Regions from separate parts of the Homo sapiens genome. Here region 2 is linked to region 1. A link is a loop called in an ENCODE intact Hi-C map of the cell type or tissue named here. Cell type or tissue: psoas muscle. All regions are shown on one strand. Links, peaks and the distances in the headings refer to the core of each region. The heading gives the core; the rest is flanking DNA.

Evidence for each region. Peaks named below come from ENCODE experiments on the same cell type or tissue, not always from the same donor. Only the 100,000 strongest peaks of a DNase experiment are listed, where the experiment ranks them.
Region 2: it touches region 1 in a loop (2.8-fold over the local background); 23 of 110 quality-filtered maps call a loop at or near these places.

What each region holds. Positions count from the first base shown.
Region 1 is chr7:87,412,482-87,421,289 of GRCh38, reverse strand. ABCB4 (ATP binding cassette subfamily B member 4) reads left to right here. Exons shown (of 28, transcript NM_000443.4): 19 at 1,215-1,292; 20 at 2,670-2,753; 21 at 3,775-3,978; 22 at 7,573-7,673. Among named protein-coding and RNA genes, the nearest start is that of ABCB4, 59 kb to the left of the region's middle. In psoas muscle, for the core only: a CTCF peak has its summit at 4,425 (motif pointing right); no DNase peak of the experiment used is centred there; H3K27ac peaks cover 986 bases.
Region 2 is chr7:86,931,788-86,944,435 of GRCh38, reverse strand. It overlaps ELAPOR2 (endosome-lysosome associated apoptosis and autophagy regulator family member 2), which reads left to right. Exons shown (of 22, transcript NM_001142749.3): 5 at 2,332-2,418; 6 at 4,321-4,426; 7 at 5,476-5,628; 8 at 6,222-6,310. Among named protein-coding and RNA genes, the nearest start is that of ELAPOR2, 120 kb to the left of the region's middle. In psoas muscle, for the core only: a CTCF peak has its summit at 5,037; no DNase peak of the experiment used is centred there.

The sequences.
Region 1 (8,808 bases), core at 1,330-6,329:
GGCCGATTCACTGGGTGCACTGATCATCTATCCCCCTGGCTTAGTAAACAGTTCTGATGTGCACTCCCCCGTGTGCCCTCGGCACGGCTACCCCAACACTCACACTGTGGCTGGAGACTCACACGTCCCAGAAGTAAGCCCACTTCTGGATATCTGGACTCCTCTCCAGTTTGGATGTGGTAATTAGAAAGTAGGAAATTGTCCCAAAGAGGCTGGGGAAGGAAGAGTACCCTGATTGTTCCCCAATCTGAGTGCAGGTGGAGCTGTGACCAGGAACCAGCATACTCATTTGGATCTTGTTTCTAAGGTCATCCTTCCTTTACACTGCATGAGCCAAAATGAATTCGTGTGTAGGACTTTGTTACTTCTGTATTTAACTGGTTTATTGGAAGTAGTAGGAACACACTGAATTTTGTAGTTAAACACAGTATCTTTGTCACTGAGATGTTGTCCTTCAAAGTTTTGAAAAATAAACCTATTTAGAATGGTTTAGAAGCCAGAACTGGACACCTTTAAGATTTTTGGCCTTTGATTGTAATGCATACTGATGATTTTGCAGTACATGAATTTGACGTGGGGGCTTTGAATTCGTATTTGGTCCTGGACTTTTGTTATTTAAATAGTTAACATACAAATAATGTAAAATCAATGTGAATATAGGCACCTGTGTCAGAATACTAGCAACTGTTACCCACACAACGGGCAGGTTTGGTCACTTGGTGGGTTTCAACCCAATGACCACATCAAGGAGGATTTAGCAAAGGAATTTTATAACTTGTCACAAGTGAGAAGCTCACAGAGCTTAGTTCCCAAAGCAGTATCTCCCCAAGCTGGAGGCTGGGTCAGGTTTTATAAGCGTATGGTAATGAAGTGTGATCTGATTGGATCTTGCAATGAAGTGATGCCGGGAAGCACCATCTGACTGGATCCTGCCATGGGGTGGTGTCAGAGCTCAATCTGATTGAATCCTGCATCCTGCCATGTGGTGTCTGCTTCTTAATTCAGTCCCTGATTCTTGTTTCGGAGCACTTAGGTTCCTGCTATGGTTGCATGCTTGATTCATCTGGGGCTGCTCAGGTTATTAACATGACTTGAGGATCCGTGGCAACTGTAAAACAACTCATAACTTTGCTACATAAAAGTTGAACATGATTGGTCTGGTGCAATTACATACATAAAGATCAAAAGAGACCATAGCCTTTTTTCTCAACCAGGGTTTCACGTTTGGGAAAGCTGGCGAGATCCTCACCAGAAGACTGCGGTCAATGGCTTTTAAAGCAATGCTAAGACAGGTAGGAGTGTGCGCTGGAGAATGCCTTCTGATCTTTCACATTTCTTCCATATTAAGCTTCTTACTGTTCTTATTGTTATGTCGATATGCATGTTTTCCCCCCAGGGTATTCACGCAAGGATGGGGCAGAGTCCTGCAAATTGTCCTGGTCCTTCAAGAGCTAAAGACTTCTCATGTTTTTTTTGTTTTTTTTTTGTTTTTGTTTTTTTTCATAGAAATAGGCTTTATTTGGGTAGCTTTGGCTTATTCTGTAAATATCTCTCTCCATGTAGACACTATCATTTCGAAGACCTGTATCTCTTTTCTGGATCCTGTGCAGGCCCTGGTGAGTCCATTGAGACTCCAGGATGTCTTTAAACCAAGAAAAACCTAGTTGATAGCATTTAATCTCATGTACCACAATCTACCATACTAACTGTAGGTATCCTCAAATGTTAATAATTGAGTTTTGTTTATTTCTTATTTGAGGTCTATTTTCACATTAATTCACTTGTTTGTTTATTCAAACATTACTTATCATGTACCAGACACTGTGCTGGTGGCTGGTACTGTATAATCCATTATTTGCTCTCCTCGTAAGTTCACATTCTAGTGCCTGACATAGGAAAATATGCAAACATGAATTATCTATTTTTATAGAAAATGCCTAAGAGAGGGCCAGAATATTATCCATTCAATTGACAGGAACTGATTACATTTCTGTTCACAAATGGGCACATAGTAGGTAGTATATTCTGATTAAATCTGTCTACAAATCCTATTTCAGTATCTCCTAAACTCTTGCTATGCAGGAAAAATTATTTTATGTGAAGGTAAAAGATGCCATGGATGAGTAGCTTACAATTAAAATTAAGTCTCAGACATGCTTCTTTTTTTATCCCTGTGGCTAACTGGAGATCAGACACACTTTCAATCAGTGTTTAACAAAAAATCAAACAAAAGCTTGGTGAGAAACCAGTGCTTATTTTCTCCTGCCTAGAATCTATCAGAACAACATGTCCAAGACAGCTCCACCACCCTTTATGAGAGACAACACCATATCAGGGCAGAAGTGTCCATAGTGAAAGACCTGATGATTGGGTGAATGGAATGCCTACCAGCCTCCCAGCCTTGGGAGGAGCTGGCAAGGAGCATGGCAGCCATCTGGGTGAGCCCTGCCCCCCTAGACCAGAGATGCCCTCCCTGCTACCACAGAGCAGTCAGGAAGCTGGGTTCTGCTAGATTCTGGGGGTGTGTGCTCAGAGCAAGGCCAGGGACTCTACACTGCATATGAGGTCTCCCCTAAATTTCCTCAGCATTGGAGCTTTGGGAGGCTTTGTCTGGTTTTCTTTGCTTGTTTTAATTTTGAACTAACATAAACGTGTATTTTATGCCATAGGACATGAGCTGGTTTGATGACCATAAAAACAGTACTGGTGCACTTTCTACAAGACTTGCCACAGATGCTGCCCAAGTCCAAGGAGTAGGTAGACTGCACTCTACTTGTAGTTTTTTACATAACATGGTTTTAGATAAGCATGTAGCATACCCACACTTGTTAAGATGCTTCCAGCTAGAAATAGCAGAAAGCTCAAATCAAAACTGCTGTAAACAATAAGCAGAAGATTAAACTTCAAGGTTGATTGACCCACTGCCCCCTCCAGATTTAATCCAGAATCCAGGTTCCCTCATTGGCTTTGGCTTTATCCCAAGGCTGATTCCCTGCAGTCACAGGATGGCTGCTAATAGTAATTAGAACTACAGGCTTCCTTATTTCCCATCCAGTGAAAGAGAGCACACACCTCTACCTCAACCACCAAACAAAAACCCTTTGCTGAAATCTAATTTGGGCTAATTTGGGTCACATGCCCCACCCTGAACCACTGTCTCCAGGGGATGGTGGTGTTCTGAGTGGCCTACGTCCCCCACCCCTTTAGCTGAGGTGGGTTACTTTGCAGCTCACTGCTTCCACACAACAGGAGAAGGAGGAATGGATGCAGAGAGCTGACTGCAATGTTGCTACAGCCACCTTTGTTTTCTGAGTGGTACAACACTAATTCATCCTTATATGTGCTTTGTGGTGGATGTCTCTTAGGACACGTACCCTTTGTAACAACAGATGGTCTCTTTCCCTTTTACACTTTTGAATTAAATGGTCTTTAAAATTACCCAGGTACATTGGAGTTAGTTTCCTCTTTGAACATTGCATCTATGAAAAAATACATGCACCCCCAGTGCCCATCCACAAAGCAGAGAAGTTGATTACTTGGTTCTAGAATGTTGGTTCAGGTGGGCAGGAGAGGAATGAGAGTGTAAAGGCACAATGAAGAAATGTCTGCAGAGCCTCATGAGTTAAGCACAGGTGTTGTGGGTTTATTGTAATGAAAGTAAGCCAATGTAGCTCAGGCATAGAACCCACTCATCATTCTGACCAAGAGGCTAAGGCTGGAGCGCATGCATTTGGAGCTTAAAACTACAGTTGCTTTGTGCTTTTTCTCTCCCAGGCCACAGGAACCAGGTTGGCTTTAATTGCACAGAATATAGCTAACCTTGGAACTGGTATTATCATATCATTTATCTACGGTTGGCAGTTAACCCTATTGCTATTAGCAGTTGTTCCAATTATTGCTGTGTCAGGAATTGTTGAAATGAAATTGTTGGCTGGAAATGCCAAAAGAGATAAAAAAGAACTGGAAGCTGCTGGAAAGGTAGGTCAAATAAGATTTCAATTGGTGTTAAGTGTTGTTTTTAGACATGTGTTTTATTTGAATTATTTATCATGATATGCAGGCTTTAATAATTAAATGTTTGTGCCCACTACAACTAATAATTGTCAATTGTGTATGAAATATTTTACTGTATTAATGTCTAGAACTTAAATATAAGGTGATTAACATAAAACGTTGAGCCTATAGAAAGCACTTAACATAGTTATGATAAAGAACTTCTGAATATTCAAAGTGCATTTCATTTTACTTCATGTCCAAATGCTACTGTTTGGACAAATGTCATCCCTGTTTCACAAACCTTCATGCAGAAGACTGTAAGTGAATTGTTCAGGGTCGGACATGTGCTGGCATTTAAGAGATCCTCTTCTTTTTGGCTGTGATTTCTATAATTAAGATGGCAGCCACCAGATGGCAGTAATGCCTCAATTTTGTGGTTCTCACTATAATGGCAATTGGGCTTAACATTTACTTGAGCCTTACTACGTGCCAGTTATTGTGCTACATATTTATATGCACCAATTTATTACATCTTCACAATAATCCTATAAGGCAGGCACTATTGTTATCCCAATTTCAGAAATACAGAACCTGAGATTCAAACAGAAGTTAGAGATTTGGCTGGGATTTAAGTTCAGGTCTAGTTTCAAAGCTCTTACCTCTACTATATGGTCTCTTTATATGTGTTTAAGTGTCTAAATCTACACATAAACATTTTATTTACAAGTACATGCACTGAAATGTTCACATGTAGATTATAACCATGAACATTCTTAGTCTTATTTATGTAATTATTATCCTTTATTGAAACATGAGGAAGTGAAGCAGATAATAAATATAAATTGTGATATAGGTTTTATAGCATTGCACTTTACAAAGCCCTTTTACAAGCATTACTGCAACTGACCTTAACTAGTTATGAGAAGTGGAACAGACAGTATCTCTATAGGGAAGAAGGCGTCAGAGACTGGGTGAGTGACTAGCTTCAGAGGCACCATATTAAGAGGGAAGATTAACATTCGGACTAACCATGTTTCCACTAAACCAATTATGTCTGGTGAAATCCTTTCTTGTCCTCTTGTAATCAGCATCAGCTGCCGCTGCATGCAGCGTTAGGTATAATAGTATCTCCAGGTTTCCATCAGAATTCACTCTCCTCATTTTCACGCTGCATCCTCTCCAAGACTTGGAGCTTGCTAGGACAATATGTGGTTCCCAGGACTTGGGAACCCCTGGGTGTCTAGAGTTCTTGAAGATTCTCTTGGCTGCTGGCTGTGGGTACTTTAGGGCATCATTTCCTTGACTTCTGAGTGTCTCAACTAACTGCTGAAGAAACACTGTGTAGCTCTGTTTCCTCCCCTGCCCCTCAATCCTGCTTCTTTCCACATTTCATATGGGAGAATGGTCAGTTGGATGGAATGAAAATAAACTTTTCTTAGACAAGTTACATGATAGAAAACATCTTGAATCTAGTTAATAGTCTTAGCTCCATTAATTGTTAGAATTTTGTCAGAGTAGAGCAGGTAGAATTGAGCAGTATTGAAACAAAACAAAATCTTGGGTTATTAGCTTTGGTCTTGCTATTCACAGTGTGTGAGGCTGGAGAAGATCCCCAACTTCTCTAGTCCTCATGTCCTACCTTAGTAAAATGAGAAATTGTACCAGATACTGCCCCAAGTTCCTTCCAGCTAAAACCCTGTTATTCTAAGCATCAGAGATTGAATAACTCAGACTGGCCAGTTTAAATTTTTTTAGTAGCTACTTTAACCTAATAGGGTTATGAAATATGAAAGATTAAATATGAAATATGAAAGATTTTAAATATGAAAGATTAAAAATGTTTTAAATGTTAATATCAGCAGTTCAATCATAGTTTAATATTGTTTACTCAGTCAGCACTTGCTTAAGAGTCGGAAAGAAGGTTCTAGAAAAACCCCAAATCACTATTTAAAAAGAAACACTCTCATTTACCTGGGTACAGTTTCATCATCATTAAAGTACAACAGGGTTTGAGGTATTCCCATCCCAATTTTCCAAAAAGGGCTTGGTAGTGAGGGTGTTGGTTACTGGGCAGGGAGTGGGGAGGGAAGACTGCCTCATAACCATCTTGACCCAGGGCTTGTCTGGTCACTGAGATTAAGGGCCCTCTGTGCCACAGCTAACCCGTAAGGGAGTTGATCCATGACTAGAATGTCAAGAGGAGTGTCAAGTCATTACTGGTTTCTCCTTGTGTAAATTACACAGCAGGGGTAGCAGAATAGCATTATGGCTTAGGAACATGGACTCCACATCAGATAGTCTCAGTTGGAATTCTTGCTTTGCTACTTATTAACTTTAGAACTTAAGGCAATTCAGTTAACTTCTCTGTGCCTCGGTTCTCTCATCTGTGTAAATAGGAATACTATTTCCCTTTCAAGGTTGTGAGGCTAAATGAGATCATATTGGTGAATGAGGTAATACTTGGACATAGTAAAAGCTCAGTAATTTTTCTCTATTCTTGTAATTGCTATCTGTTATATCTTTATTACAAATGAAAAATCTATGGTTATTCAGTCTCAAGCATCACATATCTTCCTTTCAGCTCATTGCAGAAGCTAAGAACTGAGGTAAAAAAAAAAGTCTTAAAGCTGTTAAAAACCTAAAATTAAGATCTTATGCTCCATGTGCTGTTGGTTTAGATGACTCAACTACAGAACTAAGATTTAGACTAAATAGCTAAGTCACAGACAATCAACATTTGTCAAGGGTGGTTTGGCTGTAAGAATCAGAGAACTGCTCTGGCTGGTTTGGGTAAAAGCGATTTGATATAAGGACACTCCAAAGTGCAAGAAATACAGGCAGTTTGTGTGTAACTGGCTCTTACAGCCACAGGCTCTAATATCTGAGTCTTCCTATACATCTATTCCATTCCTCGGATGCTGTATATTCAGACCAGCTTCTTACACATACCCAATGTGACATCAGCCTCTGAAGCCCCAGGGCCTCACGGTTCAAACTTGTGTCCAGGGCCAGGAAACCAAATCTGATTGACCCAGATTAGTCAGATGTCTGACTCTGATTTAATCACGGATTTAAAGCATGCTCATGTTGTTGACAATTGGGATCTCCTTCCCATTGTGGGTGGACAGCTTTTATAAGAAGTTATACTCAGGGAGGAAATAATTGGCAGCTCCAATAGGCCCTTAGAAATCACAGCCTAATCCTTTCTTTTAGGACTCTGCCTTGTGAAGAAAGCCAGGCCACAAAGGGGTTGTGACTAAGGCCAGTCATGTAACTGCCTGGTGGCAGGCTGGGAATAGAACCAGGCCCTTGGTTCCCAGGCCACAGTTCTTGCCCTTAGCTGATCAGCCTTCCTGAGCATACAAAGACTTGCCTACCATACTTAGCACAGCCAGAAGTACCAGTTTTGTCATAAAGCTAGTCTTGAACAGATTATGCCTTTGGTTTTTAATTTAAAGGAAATTAAAGCCTATCAACGTAACCTTCAGGATACTTTTGACAGAGCCCTAGGGCTTATTTTTCATTATTTCAGAAGTGAAAACACCACTTCTAATGAAGGTCTATTCTGTGTTACAGATTGCAACAGAGGCAATAGAAAATATTAGGACAGTTGTGTCTTTGACCCAGGAAAGAAAATTTGAATCAATGTATGTTGAAAAATTGTATGGACCTTACAGGTAATGAACCATATGATTCCTGCTAAGAACCTAGTGCTTTCCTAAGGCTGAATTATTGTCCCAAAAAGATAATAAAAGCTCTGCTGCTCCAAACAATGATATGACTATAAGGGTGGCCTTTTTTCAACAATTCTGTCACTGAAAATAAGTAGCTTTTTGATGTGACTAGGACACAGAATTATATTTTTTACATCTTATGCAAACAACAAGAATAGGTCTCCAAGACGTAAAAGATATAGAGAATTGCACAGTCTTTGGTTATCAGTGCAGGCAACATAAATAACCTATCTGGGTGACTTAAGACAAACATTCCTTTAAGGAATTGCTCAAACCTTTCTTTGCAGTGTGTAGACTGAACCAAAAGTGAGACTTGCTATTGGGTATGTTCCAGAGGAAAGTATTTCATTTGTTCTCTGAATGAGGACCAGATCCAACCTACTCTGAAGATAAAGAAACACAGACTATTTCAGTGGTTTATAGTTGAGCAATTCAAGAAACTCCTAATGGCACCATTTGCCACTCATTTCCACTGCAGCCTGATTTTATAAATGAGTATGTTTTAACACAAAGTTGAACACAACTTAGATTACAATTTTGCAGACTGGAACAGTAGTTTTGAACACTTGCAAATTTGAACAGATATCTTTGAAAGTCTCAATTTATGCCATCTCCTCAGTTATGCACACTTCATATGATACTAAATAACATGCAGCTACACCTTTGTGTCCATTTGTTGTTTGACATAAAACATGTATGCACCATTAATGATGACCTGTTTTTAACTTCAAGGAGGGTTAAGGAAGAATAGAAAGGTGAAGCTAATTATGAACTTGGTTATAATTTAAAGATTCAATAGCTTCACAGAATGCTCAAGTTTTGTAACACCATGTTCACAGCACATAAGTTAAACCATCCAAATTAGTAATACTTTGAATTTTTCCTTTTGCCAAAAACACCCTCATATTTGAGAGTAACTCAATTATAGTTCTTTTGGAGGATTCAGAAGCCAATAAAGTATAGCATGAAGTCAAATTAGAAACTGTACAAAATAAATTATATACAGGGGCGGCTGGCAGGATCTAGCTTGGGAAAGGACTTCTGGTGTATATCTATGTAAACTTCAGGGACTCAACTT
Region 2 (12,648 bases), core at 2,910-7,909, 480 kb after region 1:
TTTTTTTTCAGAAGTAGAAGTGGCTGCATGTTTCTGATTCTGTGAATTTAGTACAGTCTAAAAACATCAATGAATGGGATACTTGATGTCTTTGAAAAGAAATTAAATAACATTACGGAAGATAAGATAAAGTAATCATCTAACAAAATAAGCTGTTACCACTAAAGTTACTTAACCATTAGTAATAAACAGTATCTAATCTAGCAAATATTTATCATGACACAAATGCTTGAGCAAATGTTCTCAGATTGACTTCTTATACCAAACCAAGTGTGTGTTGTGCTTATAGATGGGAGACTATCTTGAAAAATGTTTCTGCAGTCCAGATTTCAGAAACAAATGTACTAAAAATTTTAAAACAAATTTGTATTGTTGGAAATGGGAATTTCTAAATCAGAAGTTTGGTAGCAAGAGAGATTTTTCATGGAAATATGAGCTTTAGATTTGAAGTCAAGAGATTCTGGCTCTAGTTCCAACTCTGTAATTGTTAACACTGTTATTGAGCAATTAAGTGAACCTTCCGGCACTAAGCATTCACTTCTATAAAGTAGATTATGTGACAATATCTTTTAAGGAGTCTCCTAGTACTAATATCTTTTGATGAGTTTAAAATGTTAAGCAACATTCAAACAGATTTATGTTTAACCTGCATTTAGTTTGCAAAATCCTTCTGAGAGTGAACAATTCCCTGTTTCATTGGATACTTTTGGCAACATTGCTAAAACTGAAATAAAGTTAAGAAGCAAAGCAGTTATCTAATTGTGAGAATAAGTGTTTAGATTTGTATTGCCCAATAAGTTCTTTGAGAGATGTCAATAAAGGTACCCTTAAGGCATAAAGTTTCATTAATTCCTGTCAGCGATGCCTTTGTTCTGGTTATAATCTGAAAAGGGATGGCAAATTCATGTTCCTTCTTCTATTGATGTTTCAGCTTTAGAGGTTGCAATTTATTGACTCAGAAGGTCAAAACTTCATGGTCATCATACTAATGGTTAATGGAAAGAAAGTGTTTGTAGATTGAAATATGCTGTTCTCTGAGAGTTGTACATATGGGCATTGCATAATTGACAGCAACAAAGTATTTAATTTTGGAACTATATGAAACTTTCATTCAGCCCTTCTATTTTTTTTTTTAAATGATGATGAAGCTGAAGCCTAGAGAGACTAAGTGATTAGACTTAGGTTTTACAGGTCTCCAGAATGCCAGTAGAATGTCAAGATAACATATGACGTCTGCTTTCAGTGATAAAAAAAGCTTTCAGTTTATCTACACGTTGACCATTAAAGGTATATTCAGGGTCCACATCTGCTTTTAAGTAGCTTAACACTTGCATTAAAATGGTCCTTATGCTTATAAAGTGAATATGACACTTAAATTCAATTAAAGTAAGTACCCTCAGTAGCTGATATTCTCTGGTATTTGGATGGCAATAGGGTCTATATTTTAGTTAGTAAGTCTTTAGGGAATAGCTCTTAAGGAGAACATTTTAATATTTGTAAATTGGTTGGGAAGAGGAGTGAAGAAACAAAATGATTTAGAGATGAAAGGAAGAACCATTTCTTTTGGTGGGAATATAGATGATGAGATCTTATTTTAACTCTACTCTGTTGCTGTTTTGCAATATTGGAAAGGTGGCCTAACTTTTTGATGTCTCTGTATTCATTGTAGACCTGGAAAAGTAGTGTCCCAACCCCTTGACATTTTGGAAGAATTGCCTGGAAAGCAAAAGGTGTTTGGTGTTAAAGATATCTGTAATCATTTGAATTGGCATGGCAAATGATTACCATTTACCCCCAAATAAAAATTTGGAACTTTGACTTTGGCCATAGCCACTTACTTTTGCATTTGGATTAAGTCCTAGGGAATGGAAAACAAAGTGGACTTTATTTATTTTTAATTTAAAATTTTACTGCTGCAAATATTATAAAGAACAGCTTTGTTTATTTTTATACTATTGGGCCTGCATGGTGAATGCAAGCTATGAAAAAGTTTGGGTAAGTTGGGTAGTTGTTTTATACTTTGTCTCCTTTCTGTGCATTGTCAGTGTTAGTCACAGTGTTAGTGTGCATTGTCAGTGTTCTCCCACATTCCTCTCTCTAATGAGCTAGGCTTTTTGTTACAATGATGAAGATAGTTTACTTAGAACCTCTCAGTCTTATGCAGTTGTCACTTAGGCTCCAGAGGTCTCGGTATGTTTACTTATTGAGAATTACTCATGGCCATTGTTTAGAAGGTATTGAACGAGGTTCTTGCAGTCTGTGCTGGGTACAGAATTTAATTAAAGCTGTTATTCAAGACACTTTACTAGGGCTCTTGTGTTTAATCCACAGATTCAAAATGATCAGTGCCAGGAGATGGACACCACCACTGACAAGTGGGTAAAACTTACAGACAATGGAGAATGGGGCTCTCATTCTGTAAGTCTCTTTGTATTTCCTTCTTCTTTGCCAATTTTTCCTTCTTCTTTTTTTCCCCAACCTTTTCTTCTTTCCCAACTTCCCCTTCCTTTCATAACGTTTTAAGAAAAGTATATTTTAAGAAAAAATATCAAAATTAACTATTAATTTAGATGATTTCTGGTTACGGAAAAAATTACCCCTAGCTTCATGGACTCAGCTTTCAATTTTCAGGGTCTTTTTCCTACCTTTTTCTTTCTTCTTAGTTTCCTTTTCCTTCCCCTTCCCATTGTAGTCTAATTTTCCTCCCTTTCAAAGGGGCATCCATGAGAAAGAAGGCTGTTCAAAACTAATATACAAAACATTTGAGTTTCTAAGTTTACAAATGTGCCTGTCATATGTGATCGAATTAGTGGCTCTTTTCATTGGAAGGATCTGTGAATTCCTTTTATCTTTCTCTGCGCTGTGCCCAACAAGTGATATTCAAGCTTGTTTTGTTGGGTACTGTGCTGTCTCCATTTGTTGGACAGCTCTGTTTATCACAAAATATCTCTTTGGAGCCTCAACCTGCCTCCTACCTATTTGCCACACATTGGTTAAAATTCTACCTTCTCTGGTTACATGAAGTAAAGTAACTGCCTGCTTCCTTACAGGACAGCTCCTTAAATGCTTGAAGGCAATTACCAGGTAACAATTCAGTGAATCTGTTATTATTTGAGGCACCATCTCTTTGGAGTGAGAGAGACATGGATTTAATATCTAACTCCGGTTTATAGTTGTGTTTCTTTAGGCAATTTGCTTAATCTCTTTGTGTCTGATGTTTTCATTTGCAAAATAGGAAAAATCTTGCATGATTAAATCAGAAGATATGTGGGAAGGGCCTAATATAGTGCCTACAATATAGATCAAGCTCTATTTCAATAAGTGACCATCAATCCTTGTCTTTGTGGTTGTAGCAGGTACCTCATCCTTGGGTGATTAATACAACATACCCTTTCAGAATATTTTTAAAAATCTGTATACCTGAGAATAATATTAATAACATTTAAGATCCGTATACCTTAACACCCAGTCAGCTGGGCTTTGAAGGTACAAGTAACCCTTAAAAATAAATATACTTTTTTTACTTAAAAAGGCTTAATACAAGGGAAAGTGCTTAATGCACTACTTTTACTTAATGTACTGCTTCACTGAAATAGTTGGGTGGATTGTAATTTTATACAGCTTGAATTTGTCCAGCCAGAGACTGTATAGAAGAATAAGGGGGGTAAATAAGAAAGCAAGGAACTCTTAAAATTAGTTCACTTACCTGTATGAACATGAAATTTATGAGAAAATTAGTTTGATTTTATAATTAGCAAAATATTCCAGTAGCAAAGGAAACCAATACTACATATAGTATTATTAATGTTCTAGAGTAAGAGAGTTAAATCAGATTATCCCTAAGAACATTCCTATTTTTTCTTGTTACTGTAGCAGTATTTTTATTAAATATATTTTTAAAAAGAAACAAACTCATTCTGTTGCCTTTTGTTTTCAGAACTCAAAGATCTTATAAATAGTGGCAACTTATAAATATACAAGTGGGCTGAGGGACTTTCACCCTCTAAAATGGATTCCTTTTAAATATAAACTAAGACTTCATGCAGATGGTTTGAGAATCATTTTTTGTGTTTGTTTAGACTTGAAGATTTCTTCTTCTTTTCTGTTTAATGTATTTTGTGGATTAGCAAACTCCATTTTTTTTCTTTTAAGAAAGTGTAAACTTCAGCGGAGGTTAGGTCAGAATTAACAGTGGACTTAAATCTGTGGGTTTTAAATTAATGGTGTTTTATTATATGGATTGAAAAAGTATGTAAGGGAGTAGCTTTTGGAAATGGCATGGCTTATCTGCCCTAAGTGCCTTTATGTTTCTCTTTATAGGTAATGCTGAAATCAGGCACAAACATACTCTACTGGAGAACTACAGGCATCCTTATGGGTTCTAAGGCGGTCAAGCCTGTGCTGGTAAAAAATATCACAATTGAAGGTATTTCATGGCATTCTGTTTTAGTAGTCACCAGTCACATCTTACAGTTAGTTAAAATATTTATTAAAGTTTTGGTTTGGCTGGCTCAAAGATTTATAGAACAGAAATTAATATGTTAGGGAATCATATAGGTCTGGAGACCCTGGTTTTACTCCCAAGAAATCGACAGTTGTTTTCTTTTTTTCTTGTACCCTTGAACTAAATTATTTAATCATTGCAAAAAAAGTAAACATGATGACAATTTTAGATGTCTGTAAACAAAAACAAAATGTCTCTGTGTTAATAAGACCCCATTATTCCTCCAAGAAATGTCTGTTGTGCCAGACATTGGGCTTACCAGGGAACTGATGACCTAGTCACTGCTATATCCATAAAAATAACAATAAACATCTTGACCTGACTCTTTCCTAAACCTTTTATGCTTCTCTGAGCCAACCGGGTAATTTCTGGCCCAGGAGAGCAGTCGGTGAACCCTGGCATGGTTCATTCTCAATTAGGAGTATTTTTCATTAAAGCAGTGATTCTCCTTTATTAAACTTTGGCTTACGTTTTAATATGTTCATTGTGGGCTTGTTCCTGTGAACAATGTGTTAACTCATTAGTCACTAGGACATCTGCTGGCAAAGACTGGAATTACAAACCAGAGGAGAAGTCAAGCCATTCCTAGGTCTTACCTGTGACTTAATAAGCAGTGGAAAAAAAAGGGAACAGGTTACCATAAGGATCAGATAATTATAGCCCTATAGAATTGGAGGGAACCTTAGGGTTTATCTCATTTTTGAGTTAGTGGAGTTGTCTTTTGACTGCTCAGTTAATACAAGTATTATACCTCTATGAAATCTTCATCTCTTATTTGTTTGCTGACTTGATTGTGCAGTTCCTTGTACACAATAAATGCTTTCTTAGTGCTGGATGAATAAGATAAAAGATTTGGGCTGACCTTACTGTTCATATATCTCCCTCACTTCTGGGTAGAAGCAGAAGTAGGTGCTGATTTGCTTATTGGTATTGGGTCCCCCTCCCATGCTCTGTTTTTCATTACTGCACAGGGGTGGCGTACACATCAGAATGTTTTCCTTGCAAGCCAGGCACATTCAGCAACAAACCAGGTTCATTCAACTGCCAGGTGTGTCCCAGAAACACCTATTCTGAGAAAGGAGCCAAAGAATGTATAAGGTGTAAAGACGACTCTCAATTTTCAGGTAGAACTAGTTTATACTCTGCTTTTTTCTTTCTAAATGTATGTTGGTCAAGTGTACATTTATAAACCAGAAGTCACCCATAAAGTATGACAGCAGTGGTGCCTGAAACCAAAGTGCTGGAGTGAATTGATGTTGAATGGATAAAATATGACATCTTATCCGTTTCTGCATGACTTTCCCCAGTATAGGTCTGTGATTTGTTTTTCTATTCCACACCCCACAGGTAGCTGCTATGGATATGTTTATACTAATCTAAAAATGTTTATACTTTTACATGATTTGTTGGTGTAGAGACGTATATAGAAACTTTTAATTTGTTCCAAATTTCCAATGTATAGTGATGATGGAAGAAATCTAATATCTTCTGGGAAAAACTGTGATATACTACTCCATGTGTATCATAGAAACACTTATTGCTCTAGGGAAAATAAAAATGTAGGCATTTATTTTCTTTAGACCTAGGTAGTTCTACCTAAATTGCCCTGGTAAGTTTATTTGTACTTTTTAGTTGCTTTTTCTGTTTTGCTTTTTTGCCTTTTCTTAGAGTTGCAAAATAATTGACCCATTTCTGAAACGCTTTTTTTATGTTGCAGAGGAAGGATCCAGTGAGTGTACAGAGCGCCCTCCCTGTACCACAAAAGACTATTTCCAGATCCATACTCCATGTGATGAAGAAGGAAAGGTACCAGCAGTGTTGCATCAACTCCATCCCATATTTTTGCAACCTTCTTTCCAATTTGAGCAGACTCTAATTTGTTCGTGAGAGATATTTATGACACACGTATGTAAGTGTAAAGAGGAAATTTTAGAGTTTAGGGTTTGAAGTCTGCCTTCCTGGCTTTGAATTTCACATATACCATTAAGTCCTGTGGGCAACTTATTTGATGTCTCTAGGCCTCAATTTTTTTATTTGTATAATATGGATGATATTGGCACCTACTTTATAAAGCTGCTATAAGAACATTCAAGATATTTAATGTAAAGTTCCTAGCCCAGTGCCTGTCACATAGTGCTCAATAAATTACTGCTACTTTTAACAGTTACATTTTTTCCAGAAGTAATAACATGAGAGAGAGCACAGCCTTAAAATGTGTAGTGTGACTCACAGGATGGAAAGTTCTTATAACTTCTCTTTAATTATTTGGTTACTCAGTATGTTTTGTCAGTAAAAACCATGCAGCCATGGGCTATTCGGTTATGGCAGATTACTGTGTAATTGCATTGAGAAAATGCAAGTAAGTACCATATAAATGGCACATAGCCAGAGGAAAAATGCACACATGAGCTCTGCAGTTGACCTGCTCTCCTCTTAATTAAAGAATTAGCCTACAGCAGCCTGTGTCAGTGAGAGGAAACTGAGATCAAAGTGGCTGCTATGGAGCGTTGCTTCTTTATGTTTGCATCTTTGAAATAATGACATTTATTTTCTTGACTTAGTTTGGAAAGCATATATAGATGTCAGGGAATTTATTACTTTCTTCTCTTGTTTTTGCATCCCTAGATTCTAATCTAGATTGTTATATTAATATTATCTTAGGTCCTTAAGTTTTTTTAAGGAATATTACTTTGAATTGTTAAGAGCAAGTACATTCTAGTTTAAATTAGTGGCAAATTGCAATGATAAGAAGTACAACTATTACTTTCAGTAAGAACAGTAACTCAAACTAACAGCTGTTAACTGACAAGGAGTTGTAAAGTAAGGTCCTGATAGTCCTATCATAATGCCAAATAAGGGCTATTTTTTAGAAAATATATGCAGAGAGGTACCATTAAGGTGAATTGAAAAGTAATTTGGATTATGTTTGTTTAGATAAACTTTTCTTGGCTAAACCTGCCTTATTAATAAGTAAGGCAAAAGTCAATTTAGTTTATTTTATGTAATAATCAGTTCATCGTTACTGAGGGTTAAAGGAATGGGATCTAATGTAAAATAGGATCTCGTCTTATCTACAATGAAAATATGCAAAAGCTGTATTTTTATTAGTTAATTACATCCATGAGTATAATGGCAGTAAGTAGTGTGACAAAATCTGTTTGACCTGGGCCTAATGGATGCAAGACCGTATATTAAATGTATATGCAGAATACGCACATATGCATAGACACATATATGTATATGGGTGTATGCACAGGCATGCGGTGTACACACATACACACAAATTATGTTTTTCTGTTGTGTCTGAGTGAAATTTGAACATGTTCTTGGTATAGAAGAAAACAATGTGCTAGTACTTTATAAACTCAGTGTTTTTTTAAGAAAAGTGATTTAAGACATTTCAAGATAAATGTTTCTAGCTTCAGAAGTAAAGCAATGGGGACTTAGTGAAATAATATATGTAATGAACTTTAGATTGCATATGTGAATTTGAAATTTTTTGTGGTAACATTTTCATTTGTTTGGTTTCATCTTTTAAAATGGCATTTTAGTGGGGTAAAGTGGCATGCACCTGTAGTCTCAGCTACTTAGGAGGCTGAGGCATGAGGATTGCTTGAGGGCAGGAATTTGAGGCTGCAGTGTGCCATGATGGCACCTGTGAATAGCCACTGTACTCCAGCCTGGGCAGTGTAACAAGACCTGTCTCTTTATATAAATACATAAATAGATATTTTATTCTTGCTGAGAATAGCCTGGTGATTTGCCAGTGGTTTAATGATGTTTCTCGGGTTGTTCAATGACTATGTTTTGGTTCTCTCTGTCCTGTTATGTTCTCTTTGATCTTATTTTGCCCTACTTGGAGAGGATCGAGTTGATTGACAAGGAAATCAGCTATTGAGGCATATAGATTCCAAACATTACCATCGACATGACATAGGAGTGTTACAAGTTTTCTGTATTTATTTTGAATCTTAGTTTAAAATAGATTGCTTAGATTTCTTTCTGCCTGTGGGGGAAGTTTTTCAGGAAAATTTTAATTGGTAATTGAAATTATTCTAATCCTAATTAAGAGATTCTTATAAACATCATGAAAAATGTGGAATGGCTTGCTCATTCATACTTTTAGTAAATCTTTACTGAGCACTGGTTATTTACAGAATACTGGGTAAGGAGGGCAGAGCTAAGGATAGAAGAAAAACGTAAATTTCTCCATAGATGTAGAGCAGTGGCTGTCAAACATTAGTGTTCATCAGTCTCACCTGGAAGGCCCTGTCCCAGATTTTCTAATCTAGTAGGTCTGGAGGAAGGCCTGAAAATTTACATTTCCAGGAAGGTCCCGGGTAATTCTGATTCTGCTGGTCCAGGATCTCAGCACTTAGAGAACCACTGGTCTAGACTCTAGAGGAAGAGATAAACAGTCAATCAAATAAAATGAATTATTATTTCCAATTGGGATTAGTGCTACAGCAGAGAAGTTTGAATTTTATGAGGTTCTTACCCAGTCTGGGAAGGCCTCAGTCTGTTTTTAAAACTGGGCAAGGCCAAGGAAGGAGAGCATTTTTGATAGAGGGAGCGGGATGGTGAAGACCTGACATGGGAAGGAGCATAGTGTATTTGAAGAACTAAAAGGATGTGTGACTAGAATGTGGGGATGTGGGCAAGGGATTGCATTAGGTGCAGTTAATGACATAAGCTATTGCTAGAAAAGGCATGGTTTCATAGGGCCATATTAGGAATTTTGGCCTTTGTCCTAAGAGCATTTAGAAATCACTGCAAGTTTTTTGGTATCAGAGTGATGCAATGTGATTGGATTTATACTTCATATAGATCCCTTTGGCAGTGTTTTATATACAAGATTAGAAGGGGACTAGAGAGGATATGAATGAACACTTAGAAGTCTCATAATGCCCTTCTCCCGGTGAGAGAAGAAGGAAGTGAATGATGGTAAAGGGAATAGACAGAAGAATATGGATTAGAGAAATAGGAAGTAAAATTCACAAAATGTGATGGTTGATAAGATGGAGGGGGAGGAAAGTGTTAAAGGTGGGTTGGTAGAGGTACTATTTGGTTAGAGAGAAGGTCTGGAGGCGAGGAAGGAAAGACCATGAGTACAGTTTTGACCAAGTTGTGAGATGGGGCAAGAGGAGATATTGGAAGGGCCATTATGTACATCAGTCTGGAGCTCAGTAGAGCATCTGGGCTAGCTATGTGAATCTGAGAATTATAGCAAATAGCTGGCAATTAAAGCCTTGGGGTTGGGTAAAAGTTTGCAGGGAGATCATAGAGTGGGCTTAGAAGTAAGCTAATGCTAGGAGAGATGAACAGGGATGGTGCCTGAGGAAAATGGCTGGAGAAGTGGGAGAAACCAAGGGAGTTACTGCCATAGAGTATTTGCAGAAATTAGAGTGGTTAAGAAGGCTGATACTCCTGAACAGTCACCCTAGATGAGGGCTGAAAAGTATCCATTGGATTTGGCAACATTGAATTAAATGGTGGCTTTAAAGAGCCATTTTAAAACATGGAAACCAGGTTGAATTGGGTGAAGAGATACAAGGATTTAAATCTTCTAATGTATACAGTAAGGCATTCTCTCACCAGATATTTGTGGGGCTTACTACATATCAAGTTGTGTAAGGCACTATACAGATGCAGAGAAGTAAACAAACATGGAGAATTACTAGGTATTCTTGGCCCATGCTTAGGTTATGAAAGTCTCAAGGAGACAACACATTTTTATATGACATTGTTCCCGGTGGTAAATAAATGAGGTTTCCTAAATGTGGCTTACTTGAATTAAAGCTTAGTATATGCAAAACAGAGATGTATAACATAGATAAATTAAAGAATATTCACTTCTCAATAAACATTCACTACAAAATTATCTTAAGTACTGAGTTGAAATTTTTATGTATGTTTTGTTTAAAACAATTAGTGCCCACTTCTTACATAAAATGAGGTACACTTATATAGGTGCACACAAGCACATATACAAATTCAGTGTTTGATGTTTGAACTCAAAAGAATACTGATCAGGGATTTTACCAACAAACCTAGTCCCCTAGAAGATGGAATCTTTCCCTGTTGAGTGTCATGAAACAAATACATGAAGCTGAAAGTGAATGTCAAGCAATGCAAGCTTTATTCGAGGGTCATGGAATTGAGAAGTGGGAGCATGGCTCAAAAATCAATTTCTCTATTAGTGAGGGGTGAGGGAGTTAAAATATAGGATTTCTCTAATGAAGGGGTTGGACATGAAAAGCAAGGGGAGGAATATTTATGTGTTTTCCAGAAATCGGCGGTAAACATCCTGGAACTAGAGTGCTGCCTTCCTTTTTGTCCTTTTATGGCTTCTTTGGGCCATTGTCATGGCCATTGTCATGGCACTGGTGGGAGTGCCACTTAGTATGGAAATAAAATTGTGAGATTATAACGAAACCTGAGATCCTTAAAGTCATTTGGTCATCTATCTTGGTTCTAACCAGTCTCAGCTGGTCTGGTTACAAAGGGAACTTTTTATCACAGGCATCCTGTTTCTTAAAGATAAGCAGAATTAGGGCAGGGTGGAAATTCAGCTATATTATGTAGGTAACAGTGACACTGGGCAAGAGTTAAGAGAAGATGTGTTTTAATGTTAGCAGGATATTTGACAGAGCATCTCATGATTTCCTTATGGATAAGATAAAGAATTGTAGACTAAATGATATGGTTAAGTGGATATATGACTAATTGAAGAATCATACATAAAATGTTTGATTTGATAAATCAATATCAACTTGGAGTATAGTATTGTATATATATATATTTGATATATTTATATACATATTTGCCATAGGAATATAAATATAGCAAGTCATTTATACATACTGTAACTCACACAAAGAAGAATATAAGTCAGATGAGTTATTTTCAACATTTTATTTAAAAATGATTAACTTCATAAAGACATTAAGAATATGTATATCAATTTGTGAATCAATAAAGATAAAAATGATATAATTAAGATTCAGAAAGACTCCAGTGTGTTTGAACAATGAGCTCAAATTAGTAAAATCAAAATTTATTTGTGTGAAAGAAACTCTCAGATATAAAAGCACTGAGAAAAGAGAAAATAATTACTTGCAAAGAAGATTTCCAGGGAAATCCAAGCTTTAAAAGACCTAACTCACCAAATAAAAAATGCGACAGCTATTTAAAGTGGGGAAAATCCTTCCCCCACAAGAATACAAAGAATAGTTTTCAATTAAGCTGTTCATGGTTAAAAACAGTAAGTTTCTCATTTGTTTATCATATCCACAAAAGTTGTCTCATATCCACTACAAAAGGGAGTGGAGAAAAGGTTGTTTTTGTTTGGGAGCTAGTAAACAGAAAAGACTTAAGATTTTATTTATTTTGGGTATTACACTGAGGCAGAGTAACCTGTGCAGTGTTTGTCTCCCCCCGCCACCCTCCTATTGTGGGACATGATTCACATGTTTCCTTTCAATGGGTGCTTGGGGATGATTATACATTCTCTAGTAATGAATTTTAAAAATATGTTTCAGAAATTGGATGGGAGCCCTGACTCAAACCAATGTAAAACTGAGGAATGGAGAGGGGAGGAGGCAGGAGCCTGTTGACTCATTTAACTGGGAAGTCAATATAGAACAAATTATTTTAAGATGTTCTCTTGCTGTGTAATGCTAATATTCTTGGCTCAATTTGATTTCCTTCTCAGGCAAGCCCTTTCCGGTGTTGCAAGATGCTCACTGTAATCTCCACCCAAGCCACTAGTATCCTCACAGCTCTTGATACTACAAACACTGACTGAAGCTTCGGAAAAGACTCTGATTGGCCTTGCTTGAATCATGAGCCCATAGCCAACCAATAATTCTCTCCAGGAGTGTTGGATACTTTGATTGGATGTCTTAGTTCACCTGCAAATTCCTGTAGCTGGGGAGGCCAAACTGTAATTCTCAGTTCCTTTCAGCATCACACAGATCAGTTCCCAAAGAGAAAAAGATGGTTACAGTTACCAGAATAAAAAGAGAATGATTTTTCACAGGTTCATAGAAATCATATGCTCTTAAATATCATAAATAGGTCTGGCAAGATTGTCTTGGTATACTGAGAATTTTCATGGAAATTTGCACATACCTTCTTGATAC